4 separate regions of the Homo sapiens genome follow, and regions 2, 3 and 4 are each linked to region 1. Evidence: chromatin contacts called from ENCODE Hi-C or POLR2A ChIA-PET data. All regions are on one chromosome and are shown on one strand. The core of a region is the stretch at or near the end of the contact, and the rest is flanking DNA. Distances in the headings are between cores, read along the strand shown.

The links. Hi-C counts contacts between places; a loop is a spot of excess contacts on that map. ChIA-PET counts read pairs that join two places held with the same protein, here RNA polymerase II (POLR2A). Pooled maps may share reads with other maps.
Region 2: a loop to region 1 is called in a map with no recorded cell type, with 8 times the contacts of the local background. The contact joins the enhancer-like site here to the promoter of GATB in region 1. A Hi-C loop is called at or near these places in 2 of 37 single-sample maps with no recorded cell type and 4 of 50 pooled maps. POLR2A ChIA-PET finds 5 or more read pairs at or near these places in 1 of 52 experiments (activated naive CD4-positive, alpha-beta T cell).
Region 3: a loop to region 1 is called in a pooled map, with 4 times the contacts of the local background. The contact joins the enhancer-like site here to the promoter of GATB in region 1. A Hi-C loop is called at or near these places in 2 of 37 single-sample maps with no recorded cell type and 7 of 50 pooled maps.
Region 4: a map of CD8-positive, alpha-beta T cell shows a loop between it and region 1 (11-fold over the local background). The contact joins the promoter of LRBA here to the promoter of GATB in region 1. A Hi-C loop is called at or near these places in 5 of 168 maps with a recorded cell type or tissue (CD4-positive, alpha-beta T cell, CD8-positive, alpha-beta T cell, naive thymus-derived CD4-positive, alpha-beta T cell and 1 more), 1 of 37 single-sample maps with no recorded cell type and 17 of 50 pooled maps.

What each region holds. Positions count from the first base shown.
Region 1 is chr4:151,758,280-151,763,683 of GRCh38, reverse strand. It overlaps GATB (glutamyl-tRNA amidotransferase subunit B), which reads left to right and starts at 2,677. Exons shown (of 13, transcript NM_004564.3): 1 at 2,677-2,877; 2 at 4,762-4,912. The coding sequence starts at 2,702. RefSeq lists an enhancer at 2,682-2,961.
Region 2 is chr4:152,635,013-152,640,048 of GRCh38, reverse strand. All of the region lies in intron 6 of TMEM154 (transmembrane protein 154), which reads left to right. Among named protein-coding and RNA genes, the nearest start is that of TMEM154, 42 kb to the left of the region's middle. Within about 2 kb of position 2,413, at least 3 of the 41 ENCODE cell types and tissues checked have a DNase peak (open chromatin) inside an H3K27ac peak, as active enhancers do.
Region 3 is chr4:152,326,914-152,332,098 of GRCh38, reverse strand. It overlaps FBXW7 (F-box and WD repeat domain containing 7), which reads left to right. Exons shown (of 14, transcript NM_001349798.2): 9 at 1,231-1,367; 10 at 2,314-2,427; 11 at 3,710-3,891. Among named protein-coding and RNA genes, the nearest start is that of FBXW7-AS1, 8.2 kb to the left of the region's middle. Within about 2 kb of position 3,303, at least 2 of the 41 ENCODE cell types and tissues checked have a DNase peak (open chromatin) inside an H3K27ac peak, as active enhancers do.
Region 4 is chr4:151,013,917-151,019,397 of GRCh38, reverse strand. LRBA (LPS responsive beige-like anchor protein) reads left to right here and starts at 4,114. Exons shown (of 57, transcript NM_001364905.1): 1 at 4,114-4,196; 2 at 4,537-4,971. The coding sequence starts at 4,756. RefSeq lists a silencer at 3,545-3,694 and enhancers at 3,246-3,843, 4,195-4,324, 4,505-4,684.

The sequences.
Region 1 (5,404 bases), core at 1,428-3,927:
TTATATGGATAAAATAAGAGCCGAGAGGCTCTCCCTAAGAAAAATGTTGTTTTTGCTAGAAACTCTGCCCAGCTACCTTCTGAGTTCCTTGAAAATGAAAATCTCTGTGTCTCCCAGATGACAGCCACCTTGTCGGTGCAACCAAAATAGCTCTCGCAGCTGGAGAGCTGTCTATCAGCAATAGTTCTGACAGATATCAGATTTGGCATGCAGCAGGAAGGCTAGAAATGGTCCCACAGAAGGCGGTTTGGTGGGAGTATGACCAGCTAAGGAGCAAGGCAGGGGGAGCACTCAGAAAACAGTGCTCCTGTTTTCACAAGGAAAACTACAGGCATTTCGGGAAATGACAAATAGTCTTGAGGGAGAGGACAGCCAAAGAGATGGTTATTGACAAGTCTCTATTTCCACGATTAGTTCTATAGGATTTTTGAAAGGGCAATGATTAGATAGAGACAAGATGCAGGAAACTGGCCGGTTTCCGTTCGTGAAAGGAAGCAAATACACTTACATGCGTAGGATTTTTATCTCCTCTAGTGGTGGGGTGGGGCCTTTGAGGCGATAGCCTATTACTGAATAATACCGCTTCAGAAACAAAGATGAGCTTCCCTTATAGCGCGTTTTACCCGTAAGATTAGGATTTTCATTAAATGTGTTGCTCTCCCTTACAGTGGTTTTCAAAACATTCCCAATCTTCCATTTGATGGAGTGAATCGCCTTTTAAGGATGCTGATTACCAGCGATGAGGTAACAAGTGTCCCCCTCTCTTTTTAGCTAGAGATACAAGATTCCATTCTCCTCTGTTGTCCTAACAAAAGTGAAGCCATTTTGTGCTCAGAGGCAACTCTCCTGACCCCTAGTCTGGGCCAGAAAAACCTGAGGAGCTAAATAAGTAAAAGAAAGCTAGCTTACCTAGAGTAAAGGTGGAAAACATGGAAACTCAGAGGGAAGACTCTAGTAAAGGATCTAGAGAATCATCTGAACCTTAAATAAAGGGCAATAATTAGAGAGAAATTTTGGAACAAGTCTCCACCACTCCCTTCCAGTCCCTGTCATTTTTGTCATTTTCATCCTTGGTCAAATGACTGATACTTCTGGTGTGGCAATTTAGAACAGTGATAGTGGATGAAAAAGTAGAAAAGATGGAAAAAATAAATGATGACAATTTTAAGGACAGTAACTAAAGTTTCTTTCTTCCATATGGATATGCAATTGAAGTGTATTAAAGGAAAAGATCAAAGGTTACAGCCAACTAATCAATGGATTATTGATCAATAACTGAAAATCTATCAATGTGAAGTATACAAAATATGCAGCTTTTCCCCTTGCCCTGCTCTATACTCAGAATTAGGCATCACTGATGTCTACTTGATTTCTCCTCTTGAATGTCTCCAAGGCAACCAAACTCATATGTTTTCTTTGCAAACCTGTTCCTTTTCTGGTTTCCTTATCTCGGTGGATAACTTCATCAGCCAGTTGTGCAAACCAGAAATCCAGGAGTTATTTGTTTCTCCTAGCCTTCCACCATCATATCCAATCCATCAGAGTCCTTCAATTTTACTTCCTATATCTATCTCAAACAGATCCATTTCTCTTTGGCTCTGCCACCACCCTAACTCATCATCTCTCCCCTAAACAATTACTGCTCCAAAGGGCATCCACTCCATCCTTTGTCAAATGCATTCTCCACACTGCACTACTTTATTCAACAAATATTTTTAAGGAACCTACTTTGTACTGTAGTGAATAAGACAGACGAGGAATTTGTGGAAATAGAAGATAAACATCAGGCAGTCAAAAGCACTACGAGGACAATCAAAGTCGGGTGATGAAATAGAGAGTGGCTAAATGACTATTCTAGACTGTGTTCAAACACAAGAAATCGGTGGCAGTTTTAACAAGGGGTATTAGTTTTGACACAGGAAAATGAAGGAAGTCCGCTGGGACGATGGTATCTGCTCCTAGCATATAAGGAGTGTGTTTCTGATACTGGCCAATAATAAAAAGGAGGTTAAAATGTACATGAACATTCAATCTAGGGCTGTTTGTCTCCAATTACCTCTGCTTAAACATAGCACTTACTACCTATATGGAAGTATCTTATTTTTGTTAACTTCTGTATGTCTCCCTTCTTTAGAATGTAAGCTCCATGAACATGCGGGCCATAACTGTCTTGATCTCTGCAGTAACTACAGTGCCTAAGAGAACTGAGCCTGGCATTACGGTAGGCATGCAAATAAGTATTTGTTGCATTAACGCACAAATTGCTGAGTGAAGCAGGAGAGTAGACAGAGAATATAACGGATTGGGTTTGGGGGCTGAGGAAGTCTCTGCTGAGCTGTCAAGGTCATTTACTTCCCCTTGCAAGGTTAACTGGGTTATAAAATCCCGGCCACGCTTTAGCACCAAGCATCAAGCGCTCACACTCTAACTTATACACACGCTCACAGCCACAAACCTCTCCAACTCCCCGCTAGGAGGAGTCACACCTCCCCACCCAGAAACCCTCCCACCCTCTCCTCTATTTCTCCTTCCCTCCCCTCTCCGCGGGGTTCCGGCAGGCTTCGAATCACAATGCTCGCCGGGAATAGTAGTCTTCCGGTCCGAGCCTATGGCGTTTTTAATGCATTTCCAGAACTACGCTTCCCAGGGAGCCTCGCGGCATAGTGAGGCTGAGTCACCTGACCAAGACCCTGGAGTTACAATGGCGGCGCCCATGCTGCGCTGGGGCTGCCGTGGAAGACGTTGGGCTTTCGCCCGGGTTGACGGTGGTTCTTGCCACCGAAGAGGGGCTCCGACTGGGTCCACATCCAACCAGATTAGGGGAGAGAGCTCAGTGGCTCAGCAGCCCCTCCACACGGCCCAGAAGACGAGGAAAGGGTATTCTGTTTCATACATTTCTGCCCACCTAACTGTGAGGTGGAACTGCAGGACTGGGGAAATAATGGCAATTACGGCCCAGCTTCTAGACGTTTTGGCTGACGGGAGGGCGTTGAGTTATAACCTGGAGCCCCGAAACCTAAATAAAAGCACAAACAGACTTTCTATCAACTCCGCCCCCATATATAAACCACTGTTTTCAAATAGATGTAGTTGGGGAATTCGCGAGTGTAAAATAGCAAATATTTTCTTGAAGGGTGCACAGACAGAAGAGTGGATTCGGTCATCTTACTAATAGCACTAGCAGTGGGGACGGTGACACGAGAAGCGGGATCATATTTAGCTGATTTTATTTAGCGCTAGTATGGGCTGGCAGCGTTCTAAAGGTAGAAAGGGAGCCTTTACCTACAAGCTCTTGGTAGTGGTGGGTTATTGTCATTAGTCAGAAAACACTAGCTATCTGTGCAGGCGTTTTATGTTGGAATATGTGTGACTAGACCTAGGAGGACGCAGCCAAAAGAAGAGATACTCCCCCTGGTTATATGGAGAGTTTTGCTTATTTGGCCAGATATCCCCTGAACAGCTGTTTATGCTTCATTATGTAAGAATTAAATAGTTTCTCTTTAAATACAGAAACATATGGCAAGTTTCTAATATTTTGTTTATTCTTTGAGACTAGTTGGCATTATTTTTACTTTCAGTTGGAGGAACAGAGGGAAATTGTCCAGAAAGAAGTATTCAGTTTTGTATTCTTTTCGTGAATTAGATTGTTTCCTTGTGAATGGAAAGTACATTTTTTCTCTCATGTAATGGAAATGCAAAAATACTTTGAATGGTGCTTTACTGCATGCAGAATTTCTAATGAGTTCCTACTTTAATTCCCCTCCCTTATGGGCTGTGTTTCCAAACTTTAAAAAGAAGGACTTATTCTTGCAGTACTTCAGATATAGAACTTTATATGTTGAAATGATTGAAACAAAACAAAACGATGTAAAATATGTATATATATATATATGTATATACACAAAATTACTTGGGAGAAGAGCAGGATAGGAACATACATGGATTTCATAGGGAATAAGCACATTTATAAGGACCTGGAGAGGCCTATGTACAGACCCAACAGAGTAGGACTGACCAGATAAGAGAGATTATTATAGCATTTAACAGCTTCTTAGATTTGATAGCAAATAAGCATTAAAAAAGTAACCTGAAATTAGGTCTCAGGAATTGAAAGTGATTTGGGGGACCAAAAATATGCCGCATCAGATGGTTTAGTGTGGTGGAGTTTTGCAAAATTTTTTTAAGAGTATCATTTAGTGGTGATTTATTGTATCTGTGTCTCTCTGGTTATTATACATGCAAACCAAAACATGGTTGAGAATTTCCTTTTTAAATAAGAGACGTGGAACTATTTATCATTATTTCTCTAGTAGTAGAATGTTGCCATTTATGTTAATTCTAGATAATGTGGGAAAGATCAGCTTTCATCATTTACTGAGTGATTACTTGATAAGTTACAGTTAATTTGTTAAATGCCGCTTTTCACTGAAGTCAGCCAAGCAGTTGTCACCTGATACCCATTTCTAAATTGTTTTAAGACGCCAAATTGTTCCTTTCTCTATAGCCTTCATGTTTATATCATCAGCCTCCTGATGCCATGTTGTAAATGAATTTTAGTTTGCCAATCTCAGTGTAGGCGCTTATTCTAAATTGTTTTTTATTTAGTCACTGATAAAATATGACACATTTTTAATGTGAGGATATAACATTGTATTAAGTTTAAAACACATATAGGAAATTAACATTTGTGGTTTAGACTTATAGAAATTCATTCATGGTGACAAATATAATACATCTTAACCATTATCTCTTTCTTCTTAGTGAACACAAATGGGCTGCTGTGGTAGGTTTGGAAATTCATGCCCAGATTTCCTCCAACTCTAAACTCTTCTCTGGATCTCAAGTTCGCTTTTCAGCACCTCCAAATTCTTTGGTTTCTTTTTTTGATGCATCTCTACCTGGAACTTTGCCGGTAAGATTCTTATTTAATCCTATTTTCATTAGAAAAATGTTTATTTTATATTGAACATGGAAAATTATTTTCTTGTTTTAATAATAACACAACTCTTTGGAAATACTTATTTAGGGAGTTTTGGGTGAAGCGGGATATATTAAATGTTTTCTGAAGACCCATCTCTGTGATGCTGTTTCTAAGTCTGAATATATTCATACATGTATTCATCACTTCACAAACATTTTAGCATGTCTACTAATACCAGACATTGGGCTTTGAGCTGGGTCATAAAGATGATCCTTGCCTTTAAGGAGTTCAAAAACTAGTAGGGGAGATGTGTCTTATAAACAAACAGAGAACAGTGTGATTCCTTCTTTGAAGGTAATATGCAGAGGATGATTTCGAAACCCAGAGGAGGGACAACTAATTCAGTAAAAGAAAGGACTGTTGTGAGAAATTGAAGTAGGGGTACTTTAGGTTAAGGAAGGGTTACTGAAGAGGTGGTGGCCT
Region 2 (5,036 bases), core at 1,164-3,663, 880 kb before region 1:
GAATACTGATTATTAGGCAATGGTTGGGGGCAGTCAGATGTTTATCTTCGGACCCTTTTCCTGCGTCTCCCCCCTAAACCTCACTTAAGAATTCACCATCCCAAATCTCTCCTCACATCACACCACCACAGTCTTACTCAGACAAACCTCAGCTCTGATGCCAAAGTCTATACCTATTGTAGATTTAGGTCAATATCACCACCCTAGGCATTTTCATGTTAAGATTATTGCCAGTTCAGGAAGGATTCTATCCTATTTAAAAGAGATTCCAGGTCATGCTTGGTGGCGCTTGCCTGTAGTCCTAGTTACTTGAGAGGCTGATGTGAGAGGATTGCTTGAGCCCAGGATTTCAGGATTGTAGTGAGCTATGATTGTACCACTGCATTCCAGCCTGGGCAACAAGCAAGAGCAAGACCCTGTCTCTAAAAGAAATGGGGAGAGAGAGAGGGAGAGAGAGGGGGAGAGAGAGAGAGAGAGAGATTGATTAACAAGCAGGTGGAAGAAAACAACAATGCCAGGGGGAATATTACAAAGGAATATTTTCCCCATGTTTTGATCTTACCTGGAAATATGTAACTATATATGTCTGGTATAGGGCTCAGATCACTACTAAAACTCCATAAATATCTTAAGTATCTTATTACTCTATCACTGATGAGCAACCTCAATGATGCTAAAAACTACCCTCAGTGGTTTTTACATTCCTGCCTTTTGCTCTTTGAAATTGTTGGCAACATGGAAGAAGCTTAACATTACAGAATTGTATGGCAGTGAAATCTTCTTAAAAATCAGATTTTTGGCCAGGCAATGTGGCTCATGCCTGTAATTCCAACACTTTGGGAGGCTGAGGCAGGCAGATCACCTGAGGCCAGGAGTTCGAGACCAGCCTGGCCCACATGGTAAAACTCCATCTCTACTAAAAATACAAAAATTAGCCAGGCGTTGTGGCGGGCACCTGTAATCCCAGCTACTTGGGAGGCTGAAGCAGGAGAATCCCTTCAACTGGGAAGGCGGAGATTGCAGTGAGCACTGATCACACCATTGCACTCCAGCCTAGGCAACAAGAGTGAAAGAAATTCTGTTTCAAAAAAAAAAAGTCAGATTTTTGAAATAATGAGAAAATGAGCTAGAGCCTTCACATAGTTAAATGATTGTTTTAAAAGGGAAGGTCTACATTCCACTGTGGGTCCAGAGCTGTGTGGCATTCACAGGATGGCTGTCAGGCCTTCACTTTATGCCCTCTCGTAATGCCAGCACCAGCATTCGAGAACCAAGAATGGCAAGTCCCAGATCTTTGTACCACTAGGCACTTTCTGATTACTTCAAAGGTTATTATGATATTGCAAAGTTAATTTTTTATTCATTAAAAAATCTAAGAAAAGTACATTGGATTTAGAACAAAGCCCAGAACAAAGTAAGTTCTCAATAAGCACTGGTTATTGCTAGTATAATTATTAGGAAGTTAGGACTGATGTACAGAAACTCACTGCCTTTATACTAAGACCCAGCTCACTGGATTAAAAAAAAATTCACTTCCTTTATCCTAAGCCTGTATCCTAAGACCCAGACACATCAATACTGGTGGGCGAAGCATTATTTTTGTCCCTGTGTTCCCTGGTGGTTTCTTTCTGGACCTACCAATCCTGGGAAATCAGGAATTTGTTTGATCTACTATGAGACTTTCAGTTCTCCTTAATTACTGGCATAGGCCCATTAATGTTGGTGATTTCAGAATAGTCCACTTATCACTCTGGAGTTTTTTGGTGTTTTGTTGTTTTGTGTAGAGACAGACTCTCATTCTGTTGTCTAGGCTGGAGTGCAGTGGTGTGATCCCAGCTCACTGTAGCCTCAACCTCCTGGGCCTAAATGATTCTCCCAACTTAGCCTCCAGAGTAGTTGGGACCACAGGTTTGTCCACCATGCCTGGCTAATTTTATTTTACTTTATTGTGGTGACAGGGTCTCCTTATGTTGCTCAGGCTGCTTTCAAACTTTTGGGCTCAAGCAATCCTTCTGCTGCCTTGGCCTCCCAAAGTGTTGGGATGACAGGAGTGAGCCACTGTGCCTCGCCCAGTCTGAAGTTTTTAAAAGGATAGTAACACCTTATAATTTGGATAATCTTTCTTTTCTGTCATAATTTTATGTACATTTCTTTTTCCTATCCTAATGTTTTAATTAAATTGATAATCCATAAAATGTTTACTTTGAGTATCTACCCTGGGACAAAAATAAGATTTCTTTTTTCTCTAAAAGCTTGTGAATTGTTATAGATACAGGTGGAAAGTGCATTTGTGGGTCATTGGACTTAGAAGACTCATTTTAAGACCTAATTTGAATGCTTGTTTGTTCTTTAGACTAAAACAAGTCACTTTAGCTCTCTGAGTTTTAATTTCTTCATCTTGAAAAATGGAAATAAGAACATCTGTCCTTCTAGTTTCACAGGATGATATAAGAGAATGAAACCACCTAGCTAGGTTTTATTTTTATCTTAATTTTTTTTTTTCGAGACTGAGTTTCATTCTTGTTGCCCATGCTGGAGTGCAATGGTGCAATCTTGGCTAACTGCAGCCTCTGCCTCCTGGGTTCAAGCAGTTCTCCTGCCTCAGCCTCCCAAGTAGCTGGGATTACAGGTACCCACCACCACGCCTGGCTAATTTTGTATTTTTAATAGAAATGGGGTTTCACCACATTGGTCAGGCTGGCCTTGAACTCCTGACCTCAGGTGATCCATCCACCTCAGCCTCCCAAAGCGCTGGGATTACAGGCGTGAGACACCGCACCCGGCAGTAGCTAAGTTTTAAAGCACCACGCAAGTGAAACTAATTATTCTTATGCAGTGGCAATTGTTCTTCCCCCTCCCACACTGGGATTTTAAAAGATTATTTTTAGGGCAGTTTTAGGTTTACAGCAAAATTGAGCAGAAAATACAGAGTTCCCATATACCCTCTGCCCTCACACATGCACAGCCTCCCCCATTATCAACGTCCCCCATCAGAGTTCTACATTTATCACAATCAATCAACCTACATTGACACACCATTATCACCCAAAGTTTTCCATTGGCTTTTACCTTGTGCATGATTCTTCCTCTGTCATTGAAGTAGTATACAGGTGAATTTAATGCTTCAGAAAGTATGTAACAGTCATTAAAAATTGAATTTAGTGGAAGACACACTTCTCCTTTCTCCTGATAAACAAAGCCTTCTGGAATTCATTTACAGGGTTCCACTTTCCTTGATGCTAGAAAGACATGCCTGACATAGAACCTCTGTTATCTATTAAGTCCATAGAACCTACGACCACCATGCTTCTGGGAAAAGGGAGTCAATCTGATAACCATCCTACACTGAATATACCACATTGTGTGCAAAGACTTCAACTCTTCAAGCTTGTCTTGTTAGGGTCTGTAATCTCAGGCCTTTCAGAACTTTATCCTTGTCTCATTGGCCAGTCTTGTTCATTACTTTCCTCTGTCCTCATTGAATGGATATTCTTCCTGAGCTATGGAATCCGAAAGACAGCACAGGATTTTAATAAGGACCAGAGATGTACAAAATACTATGAGAAGTGGACACTATGGTTTTCATGTTTGAAAGAAATCAATAGGAAAAGCAACAAAGGAATCATGGGGGAGGGGAGTGTTTCATATTCTTATTTTCCATCTTAGCATCTTTTCCGTGATTCATACCTGCTATGTGCCTGGCACTGCCCAGGGGCAAAGTGTCAGTGGGAGGAGGGTGCTAGGAGGGGTCTGCCCTCAAGTTGAAGAGAATTTCATCCCTGATCTGGTTAAGCATTGCCAACACATGGTAACGACAGAAAACAGATCCTTTTGGTTGGTTTTATTATTGTTTTAACTTCTGTGTAGAAAACACACTCCCTTATTGCCTAACCCCACACTCACAACACCCTCCCAAATGCCACTAGATAGTGGTGCAAACAAGAAAAAGTCCCTTTTATCATGACTCTTCCAATCTAGCCAGCCTCTTCCTTCTTCTGGAGGCATTTGTAGTTAGACGGTTTCCTGAAAGCTTCGTGTTTCTGTCTCTGCAATCTCAGATGAATAACCACAGACAAGGAATCGCAAATATTAGCCAAATGCCTGTCTTCTTTCCTCTTATATCTCTTGACCACAGGGATGATTTTACATTAAGCAGCAACATAGGGAAAGATTAGGGAAAGAATTAGATGTGGTTCTGCTCAAGTGGATTTATAATTTTGAAAATACAGTAATAATTACAGCAATAGTAAGACATTTACATCACATTTTCTATATGCTAGTGCCTAAGAAATTAACTAAGAGAGAGTGACAGTATATCTGTTCTTATAATAATTCTACTGTTTATTCTATAGTTTATGTTTCTGAGCTCGATGTCATTATAAAAAGGAGTTGCTTCACTATTTTTCAGGAAAAATTTAGGTTAGTTTAATAGAGAATTTTGTGGATTTCTTCCTGTTTCATCCCTTCTCTTTGTCATTTTTTGAGAAAGTATAATTTTTGATGTAGGTTTTCAAAAGACATTTATTGAGCACTTAATATGTGCCTGACACTGTCTACATCATGTCAAAACAACCAGTTAAAAATAAAATAATTTGAGTAAACTTAGAACTCAGAGAGGTTAAGTGGCTTGTTCAAGTTCACATGGCAGGTTCGTAGCTGATAAAGCTCAATCTAGAGAAAAGTTTCTTTTAAAAATGTATTTTCATTCTCTTTTATTATTTTGTTAAAATAAGAGATATTTCATAAATTAAAAGACAAATTATAGATTAGAAAAAGAAGAACACTCAGCAGCAAGAAAGCCAGCCACCATGAGGCTAATACAGGAAAGTACTCGGTGAATGGTGTGTCTGTCACTCAGCACAGTCATTGACAACACTTAACCATTAATTGCAAGAAAACAGCAGTTTTATGCGAGCTTTTTTTGGCCTGTCTGCTCAGTTAAATCTTTGTGACCACTTCTAATTTTTTTCTTTGTGCAGAGGCTGCTTTCCTCTTTTCTTCTTTAGTCCCTCAAAGTCATTTAAACGTATATAGAT
Region 3 (5,185 bases), core at 2,054-4,553, 570 kb before region 1:
TTTTCCCAGCAGACATCCAGAAAAATATTTTTGAAAAAATATAAAAATACTATGTGCCTCAGAAGCAAAATATTTTAGAAAGAATCATAGAGCATGATGTAGGTACTCTATAGGTGATTATTCCCTTCATGGTAGTTATAGTCAAGTAGGAAGCATTGATGGTTAGTCCAGTTAATAAAGGTTTGAGGTAAAGATCCAGGGTGCTTGGTTTGTCATCCTGCTTTTGACCTCTGTAGGGCTTGGATTAATCAGTGAAATCTTCATTCTTAAGTATTTGCATACATAAAGTGGAATTAATCTGTGCCTTCCCTTCTTCCATATAATCATTTTTTAAATGATCTTTTAAAAATTGTGATAACATGTATGTAATTTATCAGTTTAACCATTTTTATATGTACAGTTCAGTGGCATTAAGTACATTCACATTGTTTTGCAACTACCATCTGTGTTCAGATTCACTACCATCTGTGTTCAGAACTTCATCATCTTCACATGAAACTCCATGCCCCCTGTTCTAACTCCCCATTATTCCTCTCCACAGCCTCTGGCAACCACCCTTTTACTTTCTGTCTCTATGAGTTTGACTACTCTAGGTACCTCATATAAGTGAAATCATACAATATTTTTCCTTTTGTAATCAGCTTATTTCACTTAGCATAATGTCTTCAAGGTTCATCCATGTCATAGCATGTGTCAGAATTTCCTTTATTCCATTGTGTATATGTATCTAATGCTACATTTTGTTTATCCATCTTTCGATGGACCCTTGGATTGCTTGCACGTTTTAGTTACTGTGAATAATCCTGCTATGAGCATGGGTGTACAGATGACTGTTTGAGACTCTGCTTTTAATTGTTTTGGTTATGTATCCAGAAGTGGAATTGCTAGATCATATGTTAATTCTGTGTTTGTTTTGGGGAACCACCAGACTATTTTCCACAGCAGCTGCACCATTTGCACAAGCATTCCAATTTCCTCACATCTTCACCAACATATTTTAGAATCATTTTGAGAAATGAAATAGTGAATACAAAAATATGCCATATAGAATGTAAACTTTACATTATTGCTACATACTGTGATAACAGTATTGGAAATTTGACAATGTCTTGCATTTCAGTGGTTTTGAGCAGAGAGATGGAATACTCTTTATAAAGATGGAATACTTTATAAAATGTATAACTGTTATTATTGGTGAAGGCAATTTACTCTTGAACTGTAACACTTTAGGGATTGATGAACCATTGCACATCAAGAGAAGAAAAGTAATAAAACCAGGTTTCATACACAGTCCATGGAAAAGTGCATACATCAGACAGCACAGAATTGATACTAACTGGAGGCGAGGAGAACTCAAATCTCCTAAGGTAACTGAACTCTGCACAATGTAACAGAAACCGTTAATCAGTGTTAGTACCTAGTGTACTATTTCACTTGGCAAACTGTATAATATGACACTCCTCTTCTGTAGAAAGAAAACCGTATATTTTAAAATAACTGAAAGTATTAACTGACAATATTCTTTTATTGCTAATTTCTCTAATCTGACAACTAATTGTGCTTGAATAAAAGATAAGTTAAATTGAGTATCTTTTTATCTTACGTAAATGAAAATCTCTCAATATCCTATTGAATTTTACTGTGTCATACACATTCTACCTAAGAATTTGCTGCCTCCTCTGATCACATACTCCAAACATGATTTTTTGAGGAGTGTCTGTGTTTTGGATTTGGTGACTTTTGTGTGTCTTATTTTTACAAATTGAAGCATAATTCTGGTTTTCTGTCTAATAACATTTCAAATACATAAAGAATGGTAAAAACACTTGAAATTATTGGGCGTATTTTTACAACTGGAAAAAACCAATTTGGGGAGACATTGTTATACTAATATGTATATATTATGATTTTTTTTGTTTTAAGAATGCTAATAATTGTTACTCTTTGTGGTTAATAGATGCTTATTTTGTTCTTGTGTGTCAAAGTTGTAAAAATTAGAGGCATATTCTTCTGGTTTGAACAGATGGAATAGATTATTGTCAAATACATTGGTGTTTGAACCATCTTTATGAGGTCTTGATGCAGTAAAACTTTAATAGTTGATGTTTTGAGTATAAATAATAGACTATGGAAACAATAAAATGTTTAATTCTGGATTCGTCAGCCAGGAAAAATAATGCTTTATATAAATTTAAATTCTAGAGATAGACTACAAATTACTGTTCCTGTTTATGCCTTCATTTTTCTCTTCACCAGTATTTTAAAGAACATAATTTAATTAACATATTTCTAATCTGCACATCTTTCTTATAGGTGCTGAAAGGACATGATGATCATGTGATCACATGCTTACAGTTTTGTGGTAACCGAATAGTTAGTGGTTCTGATGACAACACTTTAAAAGTTTGGTCAGCAGTCACAGGCAAAGTAAGTTTACTCTTCCTACACTTCACAAAGTCATAATTTTGTGTATATCATTGCAAGTAGCAACTGGAAAAAAGAAAACAATAATTCATTTTTGATTCTTAGTTATTTGGATAGCAAATATCAGAGCTCATAACTTAGCTTTTTTCCCCATATTTATGAAAGCCAATGGCATGAGGATAGTGATGCTTCTCATGATAGAGGTTTCATTAATTTTTTTTCATTTACATAGTTTGTCTATCTTTGTGACAGATACTTTAACATTTTCAAGGGTGCTTTATGTTTTTCTTGGCTCAATTTTTCCCCACTTTTATTTACTATCTAAGTTATACCTCATTACTTTGTAATGTTTTTCAAAAGTATGGTTGAGGGATATTTATTTTTCCTTATAAACTGCTTTGTTGATAACCTACCTGTAGTTTAGAACTTAATAAATCATGTTAATTTATACTTATCTCAAACCCTTGTGAGATGAGAGTGGACAAGGCATTTAAATGTTAAGTTTGAAGAAAAAGCCCAAGCAATCAGCTTGACTGTGTACCATATCATACCTTAATGATTCTCTAGTGAATATTTATTTTTATCTGTCCAGTAGAGAATATTTTCATGAATTAAGTAATTGCCACCTAAAAAATAACAGAAGAGAGTATGAAAACAAAAAAAAATCCATGTCTTTTAAAATGTCTTTTACCATGTTGCTTCTTGGCAAGTATCTTATAAATATTCCAAGTCAGATGTTAAAATTTTTTAAAGCAGCTTTATATTTCCATAGTGTAATATTAGTTTGGGATTTATTACAGGGCTTTAATGTCTGTCTTTACTTGTCTAGAAGTAGCTTCACTGGCTCCTAACTACTGCCCTGGGGCAGATTCAGATGAAATGTGGTATGTAGCCACACCCAATACTGTTGGCATACTTTCATTGAATCTATTCCCATGGAAGAAACCCAGTTGCAATTTCAGTATTATTTCATCAAAGAGGCCAGGCCAGAGCTATCATAACTGCTTTCATGTCGTGTTTCCTTTTTATTATATCATGTTTTATATCATATGTTTGCTTTCTACATACTACATACACAATTGCTTGTGCTTATATAAATTTATAATGCTTTTGAATAAACAAAACAATAAATAGTGATGGGATCATTTTATACGGATGTAATATTTTCTGAAGAGCCAAACAAATTAAATAAGTAACTTTACTCCAAATTTTAATGAGCTATTAAATTTTATTTAAATCACTTTTCCTTTCTACCCAAAAGTAATCATCTTAAGTGTTTTTCCAGTGTCTGAGAACATTAGTGGGACATACAGGTGGAGTATGGTCATCACAAATGAGAGACAACATCATCATTAGTGGATCTACAGATCGGACACTCAAAGTGTGGAATGCAGAGACTGGAGAATGTATACACACCTTATATGGGCATACTTCCACTGTGCGTTGTATGCATCTTCATGAAAAAAGGTAAGGGAAAATCTTGTCATGGTTGGGACTTCTTCCTCTATTATTGGTGAATTTGGGCCCTTTCTGTGTAGAGTTACTGAAATAGTGACAGTGTGCTCTTAAATTAGATTTAATTATTACACTTCAGATGTTTCTATTCTAGGAAAGCCATAGCGTTTTGTCTTAAAATTGGTGATTGTCTGTAAATTTCCTTTCTCATTTGCTAGTGTTGTCAGCTTCCTGTTTGAAACTCTCTACTCTCTAATCTCTAATCCTTTTTGTTGTTCTGTATCTTTGATGACTCATCATATTCAAGCAGAAATCATGTTTTCTCTCTCTTTTTTTGATATTCTTATTTCCGCAAGTGGGACAAATTCAGGCTTCAAGCGTCTGAGCCTTTTTAAATTACCTACCCACCTTACACCCACCCTATCTCTAAGTCTAGGCAAAAGCTGAGGCCTGTGGGTAATTTGTTCTCTCATTCTGAACTATTGTCACAGCTTTCTAACTTGGTTATCTTATGTTTTATACAGCTGACATATAGTCCTTTTATAATTATGATAGTGTCACTGCCCAGTTCTTAAGTCTTTTTGAGCCTACTGTTGACTAACGAATTAAGGAAGAAATCCTCGATCCAGTTTTCAAAATGGTTTCTGCCAAACTGGACTTTTTGACTTTCTCTTCTCAGTGCCTTTGCTGTTGCTTTTATCTCCTCCTGTAAAGCCCTCCTATTAAAATCCTATCTTTCTATTATCGTCATCATACCCCTGTTAAACAAGTGTGATTTCTACCTCATTTGTCAAAAAAGGTCTCTCTGAAAGGTCCTTACAGTGAATCCATGGCAGTCTTTACCTTTAATTCTGTCTATCGCATCTTCTTTATTAAGAACAATTACATTAAGCAGATTTCACACCAGATTTGTAATATGTGAAAAGGAGTACCTTTTCAATTGTCATTTACCTCTACTTTGAACAGTGTGCTATACTGTTAAAATTTGGGGGATGAGTATCAAGAGACCTTGTATTCCAGTTTCCATTATGTTCTCTCAACATTAGGTTCTCAATTAAAGGGTTCTCTCAACCCTTTAATTATCTACTTTTTTAAAATATGGAAACTGTGGTATTTCTTTATCTCTTCAGAATGACATAAGGATACCTGAGTTTTCAGCTTTGTTTTGTAATCCAAAAGTGATTACAGTATTTGTATATTGCTCTGGTTTTCAGAAGAGTATAGCGCTGATGTTGAACCAAATGTTTAAGGGATAGCCATTGTTTTTAAAGATGTACATATCTTTTAAAATCTTTATCTCTTAATA
Region 4 (5,481 bases), core at 2,865-5,364, 750 kb after region 1:
CCTGGCTAATTTTTAAAACTTTTTGTAGACAGGAGGTCTTGCCATGATGGCCAGGCTGGTCTCAAGCAATCCTCCCCTCTTGGCCTCCCAAAGTGCTTGGATTACAGGCATGAGCCACTGTGCCCAGCCAAGATACCCATTCATACCAGGATTTTCCTCCCTGTCACTGCTAATAGCTGTGTAGGCGCAGACAAGGGCTTTCAGGTGAGAAAAATTAAAGCAAGTAACTTTAGAGTTTCGACTCAATCCAAATAATATGAATACCTGTAATGTGTAAAGTATTGTGCTATAAAGGAGCTTAAGATTTGAGGCAGATAGTTCATCTGGAATCATTCCAAGATTCTATGTCGTACACCTAAATAATAATCCACAATGATTGCATTTTATTTATTTTTTGAGATGGAGTTGTGCTCTTGTTGCCCAGGCTGGAGTGGCCAATCTCGGCTCACTGCAACCTCTGCCTCCTGGGTTCAAGCGATTTTCCTGCCTCAGCCTCCTGAGTAGCTGGGATTACAGGCATGCGCCACGTAATTTTTAGTAGAGATTGGTCAAGCTGGTCTTGAACGCCCAATCTCAGGTCATCCACCCGCCTCTGCTTCCCAAAGTGCTGGGATTACAGGCATGAGCCACCGCACCCGGGCCTAGTGATTGCATTTTAACTGGCTTGCCTAGAAGTGAAGAGTTTCGCCTTCTACCTTCCTTATGCTTCTTTCTGCAGTGAACCTCCAATTTTTGCCAACTATTTTGTTTTAACCATGGGCAAAGAGGTTGAAAAATTTTTATAAATAGTTGACAATTTGTGCATATATATATATATATATATATATATATATGTATTTTTTTTTAGATGGAGTTTCTGCTCTTACTGCCCGGGCTGGAGGGCAAAGGTGTGGTCGTGGCTCATTGCAACCTCTGCCTCCCGGGTTCAAGCGATTCTTCTGCCTCAGCCTCCAAGTAGCTGGGATTACAGGCACCCACCACAACGCCTGGCTATTTTTTTGTATTTTTAGTAGAGATGGGGTTTCACCATGTTGGCCAGGCTGGTCTCAAACTCCTGACCTCAGGTGATCTGCCTGCCTCAGCCTCCCAAAGTGCTGTGATTACAGGCAGGAGCCACTGTACCCGGCATTTAGAAATATTTGGTTAATTGTCTGTGTTCATTGTTTCATCAGTAGAACAGCATTAACAGTGAGCTTGCAAATTTATGAGCTACAAACCTTAGCCCTAGATCATTTAGACTGTGATCACTCTGTGTTGGGGGCATTTTCATTATTATCATCTGCTTCTTAATGGAAGACATTTATTCATTTAACAAATACTTAATTAGCACTTATATGACAGATATATTAACACACCATTTGCCCCATCTGAGGAGACAAACTCCGATGAGAGGCCTTTTAGGATTAATGCCTCACTTTAGAAATACGGATGTGTGAAAGGTCAAGTGAAAGTTGTGTCTCTTCTGCAGGCACACCCTACTCCCCCTTATTCCAGAGTTATTCATTAATGATGTGAAACAAACTTGAGGTGTTTAGTTTTTCAGAGATTTCAGAAATGGGAAGCCACTGATGTCGCCTTTTACTTTGGAAATGTGTTGGCAATTCGGATCATCAGAAAGATGTCTGCTTCATCTCTGGAATATCTAAGTCTACTTACAGAAAACAAATCTTTAACAAACATTTGCAACCACATGAGATTTGGTGCAGTTGAATTCATTTTAGTATTTTTAAAACGTGTAACACTTTTCTAAAGAAAATATCCCCTTGCTTGTTCTTCTGCTTCTTTTTTAAAAAAATAGAGACCTTGGTCGGGTACGGTGGCTCACACCTGTAATCTCAGCACTTCGGGAGGCTGAGACGGGCAGATCACCTAAGGTCAGGAGTTTGAGACCAGCCTGGCCAACATGGTGAAACCCCACCTCTACCAAAAATACAAAAATTAGGCGGGCTTGTAATAAAAATAAAAAAAATTAGCGCATGCCTGTAATCCCAGCTACTTGGGAGGCTGAGGCAGGAGAATCGCTGGAGCCCGGGAGGCAGAGGTTAAGGTGAGCCGAGATTGCGCCATTGCACTCCAGCCTGGGCAACAAGAGCGAAACTCCGTTTAAAAAAAAAAAAAAAAAAAGAGCACGGGTCTTGCTGTTGCCTAGGCTAGTCTCAAGTGATCCTCCTGCACTAGCCTCCTAAAGTGTTGGGATGACAGGTGTGAGCTACTACACCCAGCCCTCCCTTGCTTTTTGCGTCTGTTACCTTTTTCTTCCCAAATTTCCATGTGAGAGTTAAAATTGTCTTTTTTTTTTTTTTTTTTTGAGACAGAATCTCGCTCTTCCTCTGTCACCCAGGCTGGAGTGCAGTGGCAATTCTCCTGCCTCAGCCTCCCGAGTAGCTGGGATTACAGGCGCCTACCACCATGCCTGGCTAATTTTTGTATTTTTAGTAGAGACGGGGGTTTCACCATATTGGTCAGGCTGGTCTTGAACTCCTGACCTCAGGCAATCCATCTGCTTGGGCCTCCCAAAGTGCTGGGATTACAGGCGTGAGCCACCGCGCCCGGCTTCTGTCCACTTCTCAAGGCCATCTCAAATAACTTTTTCTTCAGGAAACTATTTCTCAAACCACTATAATTTTTTCCTAAGTTCTCTAGAATTCTTCCTTTGTTTAATCCCACTTTTTGCTTCACTTTCATTTTAGGAGCTAGGCGTATTTTTAAAAAGGCCCTTTGACCTCAAAGGATACACGTGGGTGAAAAACCACCTTCCTCTAAATTTATTTTTCACTCACTAGGAAGAATGGTTTACTGTTAATAGCGGGTGGAAAGAAGGGACACTGAGTATGAGGACCTATCTGTACTACCTAATATAATTTATCTTTTGATCTACTCTGAGAATGACGCGAGCCTAATCTTCACATTGGAAAATCACGAGAGGAAAAAACCCTTCGGAGGTCTACAGGCACAAGGAACCCTGTCTCCACGCTGTTTATAGCAGCTGTCTCAGGAATCCTCTGCCTAGAATGAATGTGGGAGAGGTTTCGTGGCGCGGCAGCTGCAAAGCAAGGAATCTTTCCCATTCCTCGTCGACTCGGTCCCCTCCCCTCCCCTCCCGAATGGCGGCAGCTGCCGAGGTATCCCAGTGGAAATCTCCAAGTCTCCGCCGAGAGCGGCGGGCGGGCAACAGCTGAAAGCAGCCAGGGGTGGGGACTCCTCGCTCCCATTGGGCAGGGACAGCAGCCTCACTGGCTCCAGCGCCGTCACCTCTCTGGCTCGTAGAGGTGCCTCAGGTGTTCTTCTCCAAGTCCAATGAGACACCTAGGCAACGCAGCGCGTGTTCCCTCCGCGCCAAGAGACCCTACGGTAACTTAACAACAGCAGGAGCGCCAAAATCCCCGCCTCAGGACTTGGCAGAAGCACCTCCCGAGGTCCGAGAGTGGGAGAGGGGAAAGTGTAGGCCCTCGGACGGAAGGGTCTCTCCTCGCCGGGCCGGGTACACACCTGGTGCTACCAGAGCAGCGCGCCTAGTGCAGCCGGAAGCCCCAGCCCAGCACTCCGGCTGGCTCGGGGCCCCCTTGGCTGTCCGCGCGTCGTCACCGCGCCCCCGCCGCGCGGCTGCCTCCGCCTTCGCGCCCTCCCGCCCCGCGCACTCGCGCTCGCGCACGCGCACGCCGCGCCCGGCAGCACTCGGCGCTGTCATGGCGGCCGGGAGCAGCTTCAGTGGGCACACGACAGCCGCGCGACCCGTGGCGGGGCGAGCTGTGGCAGTAGCATCCTCACCACTCGCAGCAGCCTCAGCCGCGGCGCCCGTAGCGCCAGCAGCGGCTGCTTTTGCAAAGGCTGAGCGCAGGGGCGGGGCGGGCCAGGAAGCCATGGAGTTCTGTGCAGCCGCGGACTCCCGGGGAGCGGACTAGGGAAACTTGGAGGCTGCGACCAGGTGCACTGACCTCTCTGTCCTCCCTTCTCTCCCTGCGGTGGCCGCTGGGTTTCTCTGGCCGCTCCCCTCCCTTCCTGCCACCACACACACCTCCCCACCCCTTCCCGTCGAATCTCAGGTGCCTGAGAGAGGTGCTTCACTCCTCCCACTGGGCCGAGCATTTAGAATAATCACCGCCCCCTTCCCCCGCCTTTTCCTGCCCTGGATCTCCGCCGCCACCTCGGTCTCGCTGCTCCTGGGCGGGGGGTGAGGACGAGTCCGGAGTATCTGGGTGAGGAAGAACTTTCTACCTCTGTGATAGCTTGTGGGCCCCCCTTCTTTCCTCCGATCCCTCCTTTCCCCGCGACAGTTTCTCTTTCTAGTGCACCTGTGAGGAGAGGTTACCCTGCGCCTAGAACCTGCACGAGAGTGGGGGAGGAGTGAGCCTGTTCGGGGGCCTCTTGGACCTGCCTTCACCCAGAACCCAGCTTTTTGAGCCCGGGAGAAGCGGGTGGCTAGTAGTGGGGTGCCTTTAGTAACTTACTTGACCGACAATAACTATTTCCCTCTTGTCCCCTCAAAACCCTAAAACAAAACCTAGCCTATTTAACATATATTTAATCTTCCAATAGGGTTTGGCGTTGTTGTCAGCCTCGGGGAGAGAGATTGGACAAATATTCTCCAAGAGGAGGAGGGCGACGCCAAGGACTTTCCACATCAACTGCTTTGGGGTATCTCCACAAGTTGGAAGAGGGACCCTTTCGTTTTGCATTGCGTGTGTTGTGCTCATTACCAGTGCAGCGACTGCCGTCCCAGGGTGACTCTGAGTTGTCCTTTATCGTGAGCTAGCAATGGCTAGCGAAGACAATCGTGTCCCTTCCCCGCCACCAACAGGTGATGACGGGGGAGGTGGAGGGAGAGAAGAAACCCCTACTGAAGGGGGTGCATTGTCTCTGAAACCAGGGCTCCCCATCAGGGGCATCAGAATGAAATTTGCCGTGTTGACCGGTTTGGTTGAAGTTGGAGAAGTATCCAATAGGGATATTGTAGAAACTGTCTTTAACCTGGTAAGTCCATGAATATTTTATAAGCATATACTCTTTTCAGTGGGTTGGGGAACAAGATCTTAAAGCTGGAGCCATGTGGTTTACTCACACTGATGGTGACTTTTTTCGTGTATAGGGACACAAAATTCTACTCACCTAAATGAAACAATTTCATCTGTTTTTTAGATTGAAGGGAATTGTGCAAACTTAGATGATCCAGGTTTTGTGAAAGTGAACACATCACTTTTGTGCTAAGGAAATAATTGTTGCTATGGAAGTATTGGGGGGAGGTTCTAGCGGAGGAGTTATCTCTAATTTTTTTTTTCTTGGCTTGTATGCCTAAGTCTGCGTTTCCCTTTACCACTTTAAATAATTTCTTGTGACCTTTTTTTGGACTTGAGAATTAATGTCTTTGATTCTGTCGAAGTTATGTTTTGCTACAATAAGTTTAAAAATTTGTTTGTAGTGCTGATGCAAGATTAATTTGCTGCAAAGTTAGTATTTTTAATTTTGACTAGTTTTATTTTTAGA